Linked DNA regions of Homo sapiens: region 1 is linked to region 2. A link is a contact called in ENCODE Hi-C data. All regions are on one chromosome and are shown on one strand. The core of a region is the stretch at or near the end of the contact, and the rest is flanking DNA. Distances in the headings are between cores, read along the strand shown.

Evidence for each region. Hi-C counts contacts between places; a loop is a spot of excess contacts on that map. Pooled maps may share reads with other maps.
Region 1: a pooled map shows a loop between it and region 2 (6-fold over the local background). The contact joins the promoter of ZNF766 here to the promoter of ZNF677 in region 2. A Hi-C loop is called at or near these places in 4 of 50 pooled maps.

The regions. Positions count from the first base shown.
Region 1 is chr19:52,265,706-52,271,778 of GRCh38, reverse strand. ZNF766 (zinc finger protein 766) reads right to left here and starts at 2,192. Exons shown (of 4, transcript NM_001010851.3): 1 at 2,148-2,192. The coding sequence starts at 2,165. It overlaps LOC124904763 (a long non-coding RNA gene), which reads left to right. Exons shown (of 4, transcript XR_007067331.1): 4 at 1,538-2,535. RefSeq lists enhancers at 1,186-1,255, 1,689-1,983, 1,906-2,451 and a silencer at 2,166-2,395.
Region 2 is chr19:53,253,413-53,258,025 of GRCh38, reverse strand. It overlaps ZNF677 (zinc finger protein 677), which reads left to right and starts at 3,153. Exons shown (of 5, transcript NM_182609.4): 1 at 3,153-3,192.

The sequences.
Region 1 (6,073 bases), core at 943-3,442, 990 kb after region 2:
CGTGCTGGCCAGGCTGGTCTGGAACTCCTGGCCATAAGTGATCCACCCGCCTTGGCCTCCCAAAGTGCTGGGATTACAGGCGTGAGCCATCGCACCCAGCCAGTGTGTCTGTGTGTGTTTTCATGGACAATACCTCCATGTGGGTGCACTAACCAAAGTAATCCCTTGAAGTAAATATTGGTGATGCCAGAGGAAGGATGTCACACTGTCCTGAGACTGTGAGTAGGGCTGGCACCTGGTGCACAATCGCAGGGTCAGCAACAGCCAGGGGGAGGGACAGACCATTCCCAGTTACTACTGAGTAGAGATCACAGGCCCTGAGACAGGTGGGTGGGCCGGTTGGAGATCTCTTCCCTTTACTGGTTGAGATGGAAATGTGCACGTGTTTTTCCGCATACTGACCAGTTCTCTGGCACACTCCCAGCTGGATGACCCACAATTTAACTCAATTTTGATAGTATCTACCTGGAGATAGAATCAGATCCCAGTTAAGGACTCAGTCCCACAAGACTGCCCCTCACCTCAGATATGGATAAAATTAACGGTTTCCAAAACACACTCCTCTATTTTGATTTGCTAGGATGGCTCTTCCACCTGTATCCTTTGTAATAACCTTTATAACTGATAGTAAACCTAAGTAAAATTTTCTCTGAGTTCTGGGAACCATTCCAGCAAATTAATAAAATGTGAGGAGGCCGGGCAAGGTGGCTCAAGCCTGTTATCCCAGCACTATGGGAGGCCGAGGTGGGCAGATCACCTGAGGTCTCAGGAGTTCACGACCCGTCAGGCCAACACGGTGAAACCCTGTCTCTACTAAAAATACAAAATTGGCCAGGCGAGCTGGCGGGCGCCTGTAGTCCCAGCTACTCGGGTGGCTGAGGCAGGAGAATCGCTTGAACTCAGGAGGCTAAGGTTGCAGTGAGCCGAGATTTTGAGCCCCTCTCCTCTCCCGCAGTTTCTCCCCTTCTTCCCTCTATTCCTTCTTTTCCACTTCATCTGCTCCATCTTGCAATTTTTTTCCTCTTGTTGCTCTTTCTCTCCAATCTTTTGATTGTCTCCAATCTCCATATATTTCTGCCTCTTTCTTCTCCCATCTGTGCTCCTCCTGTTAAATTCCCTCTTCTCTGTCACGCCCCCTTGTCCCTACTGTCTGGCAACCCCAGATCTCTGGGGTGGTTCTCCCTTTGCCCTCCTTGTCACCGGCTGCCCCCTCTTGCTGTGCCAGCACCACGCTGCTCGGTCTGCCCTGGCTCCAAATCCCTCCTCCTCTCCCCAACTTTGTCTGAGGAGCCTCCCGCTTTGCTGCCCCTCTCCCTACCTTGCTGTCCTTCATCTGTCTAGAAATAGAACTTTTCTCTACATTTCTCGAGTTGCTTTTCTCTCCCTGCTACTTCCTGGGGTGCTTCTTTCACTTTGCAAATCTCTCACCCTCCCTCTGCGTTGCCGTCTTGTTATGGATCTTCCTCATTATTTTCTCTCTAAATTTTTCTGTTTCCTCTACCTCGCTCTCCATCTCTCTTTCACTTCACATTCACAGGGAGGGGACTGGAATAAAATACCCACCTCCTCAAGAGCACAGTTTCCAATGGGAGGAATTTGGGACGGAAGAACACTGGGTGCCCTGAGATAGGTCCCGGCCACCTCCCCCAACACAGGATCCGGAGAAGCCGTGACTGCGAAAAGGCCTGGGGACAGAAGGGAACGGCCCAAGGAGGACTACGGCGGCAGGCAGATCAGGGGTGGGGTCTGCAGAATCCCCAGACCAGGCAGAGGACGCGGCCCCTCCCGAATGGCGGCTGCGGCGCTGCGCCCCAGGGGCCGACAAGGACGAGGCTTGGGACCCGGAGGGCGTGGATCCGCCTCGCAGGCGGGGACTTTACGTGGCGCGGGGCTGGCGGAGGGGTCACTGAAGGGTTTTAAGCAGGAAAACGGCGCGAAAGCAGCTGCCTACGCAGCCCTACGGCAGAACGACCGGAGACAGAACCAGCCCTAGGGCGATTTTAACACTCTGACGGGACGCATGAATTTACTCGGGGTGGAGAGAGCGGTGCGGGGATTTCAAGGTCTGTACCGCCCCCCACATCCCGGGTACAGAAGCGTGAGGGCACCGCTAAGCGAACACTTAATCTAAACAAAGGAAAACTCACGCGCCGCAGTTGCGCCATATCTCCACGCCATCCACTTCCGGGTCTGCAGGCGGCTGCGCGCGAACGGAGAGGCCGGGCCGGGGCGTGGCCAGCGACGTGGCGGGCGGGGCCTGAATACTTATTGGACGGGGCCTGCACTTCCCTCCTCCTATCTCTGGGCGTGTCTCGGTTTTCCGCGTTTTGCAAGCCACACTTGCCAGTCAGGCTGGAGCCGCTCCACGGTTTGTGACCTGGGATCTCACTAGGAGGGTCAACGTCTGTTGTTTGGATCCAGGAAAGTTCCCACAATTAAAATTAAGGAATTCAATTAAAATTTAGAAATTTAATTGAAAATCCCTTAAATTGTCTGTGAAAGGAATGCAAACTAAAATACAATATGCAAACTCAACCTGTGCAGAATGTGTAATTTCACGCTGACGCCCCACAGAATAGCATAGAAATCCTCTCCATTTCTATTCCCCATTCACTCTGGAGTAGAGAGTTCCAAAGAGTTTCCTGGGCCACATCTGGGGCGTGGAGTGCTAAGGCCGGTGAGAAGTCAGGTCACCAGCTATTGCTTTTAAAAAAGCAATAGAGGCCGGGCACGGTTGCTCACGCCTGTAATCCCAGCACTTTGGGAGGCCGAGGCGGTCGTATCACTGGAGGTCAGGAGTTCGACACCAGCCTGACCAAAATGGAGAAACCCCGTCTCTACTAAAAATACAAAAATTAGCCGGGCGTGATGGCACACGCCTATAATCCCAGCTACTTGGGAGGCTGAGGCTTAGGTCAATATTTTCTAAAAATACTGTAATTTCAGATTCACTTTAGGTGCATTCTGAAAGTAATAAGTAAACATACTTTTTATTTTAAAAATTATAATCTCTTAAATCTTGTTTGTTTTCTCTTCTTCAATGTACTGGCCCCTGTAGATAACAAAGCCCTTAAAATAGTCTTCAGAAGACAATTGTATTTATTGATCTAAAGAATAACTCTGCAGTAATTCTAAGTGTATTTGGTAGGCCGATTATTCTTTTATAGAACCCTGATAGAAGTAAAACTAGATTATCAAATTTTAAATAGCCTTACGTCTGCCGGCAATAATTTTATGGCAATATTTTTGAATTAACAGGTACTAATAAGTATGCTTTTCTCTGATATCTCACCCCCCCAACTTTTTTTTTCTTAAGACAGAGTCTAACTCTGTCATCCAAGCTGGAGTGCAATGGCACGATCTCAGCTCACTGCAACCTCCACCTCCTGGGTTCAAGCAATTCTCCTGCCTCAGGCTCTCGAGTAGCTGGGATTACAGGCGCGTGCCACCACGCCTGGCTAATTTTTGGATTTTTAGTAGAGATGGGGTTTTGCCATGTTGGCCAGGGTGGTCTCAAACTCCTGACCTCAGGTGATCATCTGCCCACCTTGGCCTGCAGAGTGCTGGGATTACAGGCGTGAGCCACCGCACCCGGCCTTATATCCCTATTTTTGGATCCCTTCATCCATCTTGAAGTATGATCATGTTTAGATATGAAAATGAACATATTTAAAATATTAGCAGGTTAAAATGAGGATATAGTGATATGTCACAAAGATGGATACGAGATGACATATCAGCATTTTTTATTTTTATTTTTTTCAGTTGGAGTCTCGCTCTGTTGCCCAGGCTGGTGTGCTGTGGCATGGCCTCCACTCACTGCAACCTCTGCCTCCCGGGTTCAAGCAATTCTCCTGCCTCAGCCTCCCGAGTAGCTGAGATTACAGGCGCCTGCCACCATGCCCAGCTAATTTTTTGTATTTTTAGTAGAGACGGGGTTTCACCATGTTGGCCAGGCTGGTCTCGAACTCCCGACTTCGTGATCCGCCCACCTTGGCCTCCCAAAGCACTGGGATTACAGGCGCGAGCCACCGCACCCGGCCCATATCAGCATATTTTACTTCGATTATTATTATTATTTTTTAGAGACAGGGTCTAACTGTGTTTTCCAGGCTGCATATGTACTCCTGGGCTCAAGACATCCTCTTGCCTCAGCCACTTAAGTAGCTAGGACTCCAGGCACACTCCATGGTGGCCTAGGTCAGCATTATTTTTTGAAGATGCAGTATCTGGGATAGATTTTGGGATCTGTACAAGATAGATGTCTATATTACACAATATTGCTAAATAGCTATGTTGCCACGAAACAACTTTTAGCATTGACTTTTATGATCTGAAGCAAAGAAATGAGTTGATTGCAGAGCTTTTCATGAAACTAAAAAGTAGAGGATAAGCTGATTATAGCTTAAAGTTATAAACCCATTATGTATATGGGGAGTTTGTTGCTTCTAAAATTTTCAAGGGATCAGCATGGACATTTTTGGTTTTTGTTTTTTTTTGACAGGATCTCGCTCTGTCACCCAGGCTGGAGTGCAGTGGCACAATCTCGGCTCACTGCAACCTCCGCCTCCCAGGTTCAAGTGATTCTCCTGCCTCAGCCTTCTGAGTAGCTGGGATTACAGGCGCGTGCCACCACACTCAGCTAAGTTTTTGTATTTTTAGCAGAGATAGGGTTTCACCATGTTGACCAGGCTGGTCCCAAACTCCTGACCTCAAGTGATCCTCCTACCTCGGCCTCCCAAAGTGGGATTACAGGTGTGAGCCACTGCACCTGGCCAACAATTTTATTGATGAATAAACATTTAACAGGAATATCATACGCAATAGAGGCAATCCGTTAGGAGATAGGAAAAAGAATAATTTCTATACAACCCATTATAGACTGGTTTTTGAGATAAGCACTGATTAGCCTCAAAAACTTGATTGCGCTATTGCTTATACATTGTTCATCCTGACCTTACATGGTAATTGGGGAGACCATCTATGTTAGCCAATTAGCTTTATTCAGAAGCAGGGGGGAAAACCCTAACTTATATGTTTACAACAGGTGGTAGTTTTACAAAATGGAGCCAGGTACCCACTGTAGATAGGCTCCTACCAACCCACAGAAACAGAGAGATACAGGTGCTATCTCTAGTGATGTTGACATTTGAAAGAGATGTCTCCCAAGTCCTTGAGAAAGATATCCCTAGGTCATTATGCTGACAAAAGGTTTATTTAGTTTCTAAAAATAAACATTTCGGGAGAAAGTACTCACAAGTTTTCTAAGGTAAATATTCTGACAAAAAGAGGAGGAAGAGAAATGCCTTGCCATATTTTCAAAGGAGGAATGCAGGCTCTCATTTTTATTTCGTATTTATCCCTATAAGGCATGCATAGAATATTCACCAGTGACCTTAATATTGGCCAAAAGAAAATTTCAGCTAATTCAAAAAATTAGGCAGGGCACTGTGGCTCACGCCTGTAATCCCATACTTTGGGAGGCCAAGGCAGGTGGATCACCTGAGGTCAGGAGTTCAAGACCACCATGGTGAAACCCCATCTCTACAAAAAATACAAAAATTAGCCAGGCGTGGTGGCGTGCGCCTGTAATCCCAGCTACTAGGGAGGCTGAGGCAGGAGAATCCCTTGAACCCAGGAGGCAGAGGTTGCAGTGAGCTGAGAACATACCATTGCACCCCAGCCTGGGCGACAGAATGGGATTCTGTCTCAAAAAAAAAAAGAAAAAAGAAAAAAGAAAATGACAGGAAATATTAAGTGTGGCAAGGTTGTGAATAAACCAAGAACTCATGCGCTGCTGGTGGGTGCTGAAATGGATACAAACATTTTGGAAAACTGTTTGGTAGCAGCTACATAAGCCTACCAGATGTCAATTTATGCTTCAATAATTTCACTTCTATGAATTTATCCATCACAAATTCATATATATATCAACAAAAGATAAGTTACATAGTTTATATAGGTAGGACTATTCATTGCTCATAAAAGCCACAAACTCAAAATTACCACATGGCCTTTAACAATAGTATGACTCAACCGGGCGCGGTGGCTCATGCCTGTAATCTCAGCACTT
Region 2 (4,613 bases), core at 1,904-4,403:
CTTTCCCGGTCTGCTAAATAGCGGGTGTTTTTCCCTGACACTAACGCTACCGCTAGACCACGGTCCACTTGGCAACGGGCGTCTTCCCACACGCTGGCGTTACCCCTAGACCAAGGAGCCCTCTGGTGGCCCTGTCTGGGCGTAACAGAAGGCTCGCGCTCTTGTCTTCTGGTCACTTTTCACTATGTCTCCTCAGCTCCTATCTCTGTATGGCCTGGCTTTTCCTAGGTTATGATTATAGAGCGAGGATTATTATAATATTGGAATAAGAGTAATTGCTACCAACTAATGATTAATGATATTCATATATAATCATGTCTATGATCTAGATCTAATATAACTCTTGTTGTTTTATATATTTTATTATGCTGGAACAGCTCGTGCCCTCGGTCTCTTGCCTCGGCAGCTGGGTGGCTTGCTGCCCACAAATAGGAAGATCATTCCAATTTTCAGGTCCACAGAGGCCATTCTGTCATTTTCCAGCACTCAATATTGAGTAAGCAGAAGGTTCTGCATGGCAACACGAGTTGTGGGCCACATTTTCATGGAAAATAACCTTTCACTTATGACGATTTCTTCCCCCTGAATATTAAAAGTGAAATATATAGAGAGATATATTGTTAACAAATTTCCCATTTCGTGTATTTCTTTTTACAGCACCTACAATGTATGAGTGACTTTTATAAATGCTGTACCTATTCTGACATTTAATATTCACAACTCCATGAGGTAGGAATTCATATTATTCTCCTTTCACCAACTCTAAAAGAGTTTAAGCACAAGGAGATTAGGTGACTCATTTAAATACCAGAAGAGTGAAGATTTGAACGTGAGTAGCCTGGTTGCAGTAACATTGGTGTTCACTACTACGCTATAATAGTTGCCTAGTTGTGTCCTTTATATATCTATACACACATATATATACATATACACACACACATACATACACGCACACCTACATATGTATAAATATTTGTCATGTTCACTTTATAAATTTGGTTTGATAATTTCCTATTTTTGTCAAAGTATTTATTCTACATATCAATATAACTTATGAGTGAATATTCATAGGTCTTGATAAGTTATAATAGGCACTAAATAATTTCATATGACCCAATGTATTTAATGTGAGTAGATGTTAAGATACCAGCAGAAACACTCATTTCACTGTCTGCAAAGACTAAAAATACTACGGCACCCATCACGGAAATTAATGTACAACATTAGGTAGAGTGTGCACTAAAATATGAGACATGAAACATAAAAGGTGATAAAGCATTTTAGGCTAGAAAACGAATCATTTTAAAGATTATGTAACTATATATTTATTATTTTAAAACAACTAACTGAAACTTGAATTAATATTTGATTTGGGAAACCTATGAAAATATAATAATTCTGCAAAATGGAATTTGAAAGTATGGAATCTTGTGCATTTAATACATTGAAAAGAGAAAGAGGCTGGGCGCTGTGGCTCACACCTGTAATCCCAGCACTTTGGGAGGCCAAGATGGGTGGGTCACAAGGTCAAAAGATCGAGACATCGTAGCTAATACGGTGAAACCCCGTCTGTACGGGTGAGACTCCGTCTCAAAAAAAAAAAATTTAAATACATATATGTATTTTTATATGTAAAATAAATAGAATTTTTATATGTGTATGTTTATATGTAAATAACATATATGTATTTTTATGCTAAAATGCACTCTCATTTTTTTTTCACCCTTCACCTGTTATCAGATGTAATTCCCAGTTACGAAAACAGAGACCCAAAGAGACAGTGGATAGACCTTGGTTTACTCAGATACCCCCATATGGGCTCATCTTCTCTTGGGGAGCCTCCAGTCAATAAGTTTCCTCTCTGGGCCCAAGAGAAATCAATTCAGTTGGCCAGGAGAATTGCCAAGCACATATTATGTTAAAAATACTCTTCCAAATAACTGAGAATAAAGACTTTACAGACTAAAGGCCAGGAGCGGTGGCTCACGCCTATAACCCCAGCACTTCATGAGGCCCAGGTGGGCGGATCACATGAGCTCAGGGGTCCCAGACCAACCTGGCTAACGTGGTGAAACCCCGTCTCTACTAAAAATGCAAAAATTAGCCAGGCATGGTGGCACACGCCTGTAGTCCCAGGTACTCGGGAGGCTGAGGCAGGAAAATCGCTTGACCCAGGAGGCGTAGGTTGCCGTGAGCCGAGATCGCGCCATTACAATCCAGCCTGGGAAACAGAGACTCCATCTCAAAATAATAATAAAAATAATAATAACGATAGTATATTAGTAATTAATAACTTAGACAAAACACAACATACCAACTCCAATAAATCCAGCACTTGGATTTGTAATTTATCTCAAGAAATGTGCATTAGGATAATAAAGGAAAATAAATTTAGATCGATACAAGCAGAACTTTGCGTTCTTTTAAAGCCAAGCCTCAGCCTTCCACCCCCCACCGCCCAGGGTCTGACCCCATAAATTCTCTGGAACTCAGCCCATGGTGCATCTCTGCCTCCTGGGTGACTGGGGAGCGGAAATAAAAATTACGTTCCAGTGAAAGTCAATATAAAATTGTACACTCCGCACAGGCACAAAAATGCATCTCATTCCAGTTTCCATCACCTACGCAGACAACTCCAGCTTTCGCTTAATTAAATACAAATTTTAATCGTCCGGATTTCAGAAGTTCCTGGATCCAAGAGCTTCCTTATACCGTCGCCCTCTCCCATCCACCAGGTCCCAGCGCTCCTCCCGCCTCGTCGCAGGACGCGCCTCCATCGCTCGCAGAAACGTTTTCAAGCAAACCTTTCCCATCTTAAGCTCCGATTCCAATATAAGGGGCCCACAGGTCTCTAATTTTTTACTTAGCTAGGCTCCAAAGGACACCATAGAGATTCAAGGGAATCCAAAAGTGAAGAATCGAGTACTGCTGGGCGACAAACAGGCCTAAAAAAGTCGCTGGGACGCGCCGAGGAGAGGTCCGGCAGTCCGACCCCTAGGCCCCGCCCATCCCGCCATTGTCCCCGCCCATCCCGCCATTGTCCCCGCCCATCCCCGCCATTTGCCCGCCCATCCCCACAGTTGTCCGCGCCCTGCCCCTGCCCTTGCCCCTTGCGCCGCCCCAGTGCACTCGCGTACGCGCAGGTTCCTGCCGACCCGGAAGCGGATCTCGCGGGGCTACTGGCGCTCTCGGGTGAGTCTCCGTCTTTCGGGTTCAAGCCTGCGCCTCGCGGGCCACAGGTTCCCACGCTCCGCTGTCGGGTTTTGGGGTCGCCCTGTAGGTTAAAACCCCGAACCTGCTCATTCCTCTCGCGGCGTGGCCCTAAGACGTTCCCAGTCCCGTCGCTCCGAGAGGGTCTAGAGATCTGCGTCCATTTCGGATTAAAATCGTTCTGAAGTGGGTACTGGCCCCGACCTTTTTGCTTTAGGTCAGTGTGGACACCGACCGCCCACCGCGTCGTTTCTCTGCTTAAAACTCTTCTCTGACTCCCTCTTCCCTCCCCCTGGTAAAGCCCTCACTCGGGGTGGATACACACCCTTCGCCCTTCTCCAGGGAGAACAGAGGGGAAGCAGAAATGGAGGATAAAGAGGGAGAAATGCGCGAAATTAGAGAGCCATCAGAAACAATAGCAGGGACTGAAAAAAAGGATGCTACCAGGATGGGGCCAAACACTCTGTCAGAGAAGGAGAGGAAGGGAAGCCAAATGAGCAGAAAGGGACAGGAAAACGCCGAAATGGGAAAAAGAAAAGGAAAGAAACAGAAGGTGGAAGAGAAACATTTATAGAGAGGGGGAAAAAAATCACATAATGGTGGAGAAAGGGGGGGGCACCCAAATCCATGTGAGTGTGGATTGATTTAATATGGAACATTAAGTTGTGAAGTACTGATGTATGGCTCTATAATTAATTTAAAATTTGCTTCATTGTTTGTGCAGAAGAGCATGAAAATTGCAAAACTACGGTGTGAGGCTTCTGCGTTTTCTAATTATTACATCAGAAGCAACCCTTATTCAGCCAGAGGGTTAACTGACTTAGCTCAGTTAATTCCAGCTCACCCTCTTCCCTTTCTCTGATCTTGAGGAGAGTCAAGAAATGGGAAGAAACTGTGACACCGTATGCTGCTTTTGCAAACAGACATTAACAATATTATTCCCTCCTTTTTTGTGTGTGGCTTGTGTCATTTTCTAAATTTGACGTGTATTCAACTTGTCTTAAATGTAATTCCATAATTTATTGGATTTAAAAAAAATTTTCAAAGTATTTTCTCTTAAATGTATTGTTCAGCTTATGAGGTTTAAATGCTTTCTTTTGCTTTCTTTTATTTATTTATTTATTTTTTTGAGACGGAGTCTCACTCTGTCACCCAGGCTGGAGTGCAGTGGCTTGATCTCGGCTCACTGCAACCTCCGCCTCCAGGGTTCAAGCGATTCTCCTGCCTTAGCCTCCCGAGTGGCTGGGATTAAAGGCATGCGCCACCATGCCCGGTGAATTTGTATTTTTAGCAGAGACGGGATTTTCACCTTGTTAGCCAGGCTGGTCTCGAACTCCTGACCTCAGGTGATCTGTCTCCGCCTCTCAAAGCACTGGGATTACAGGCGTGAGCCACCGCGCCTG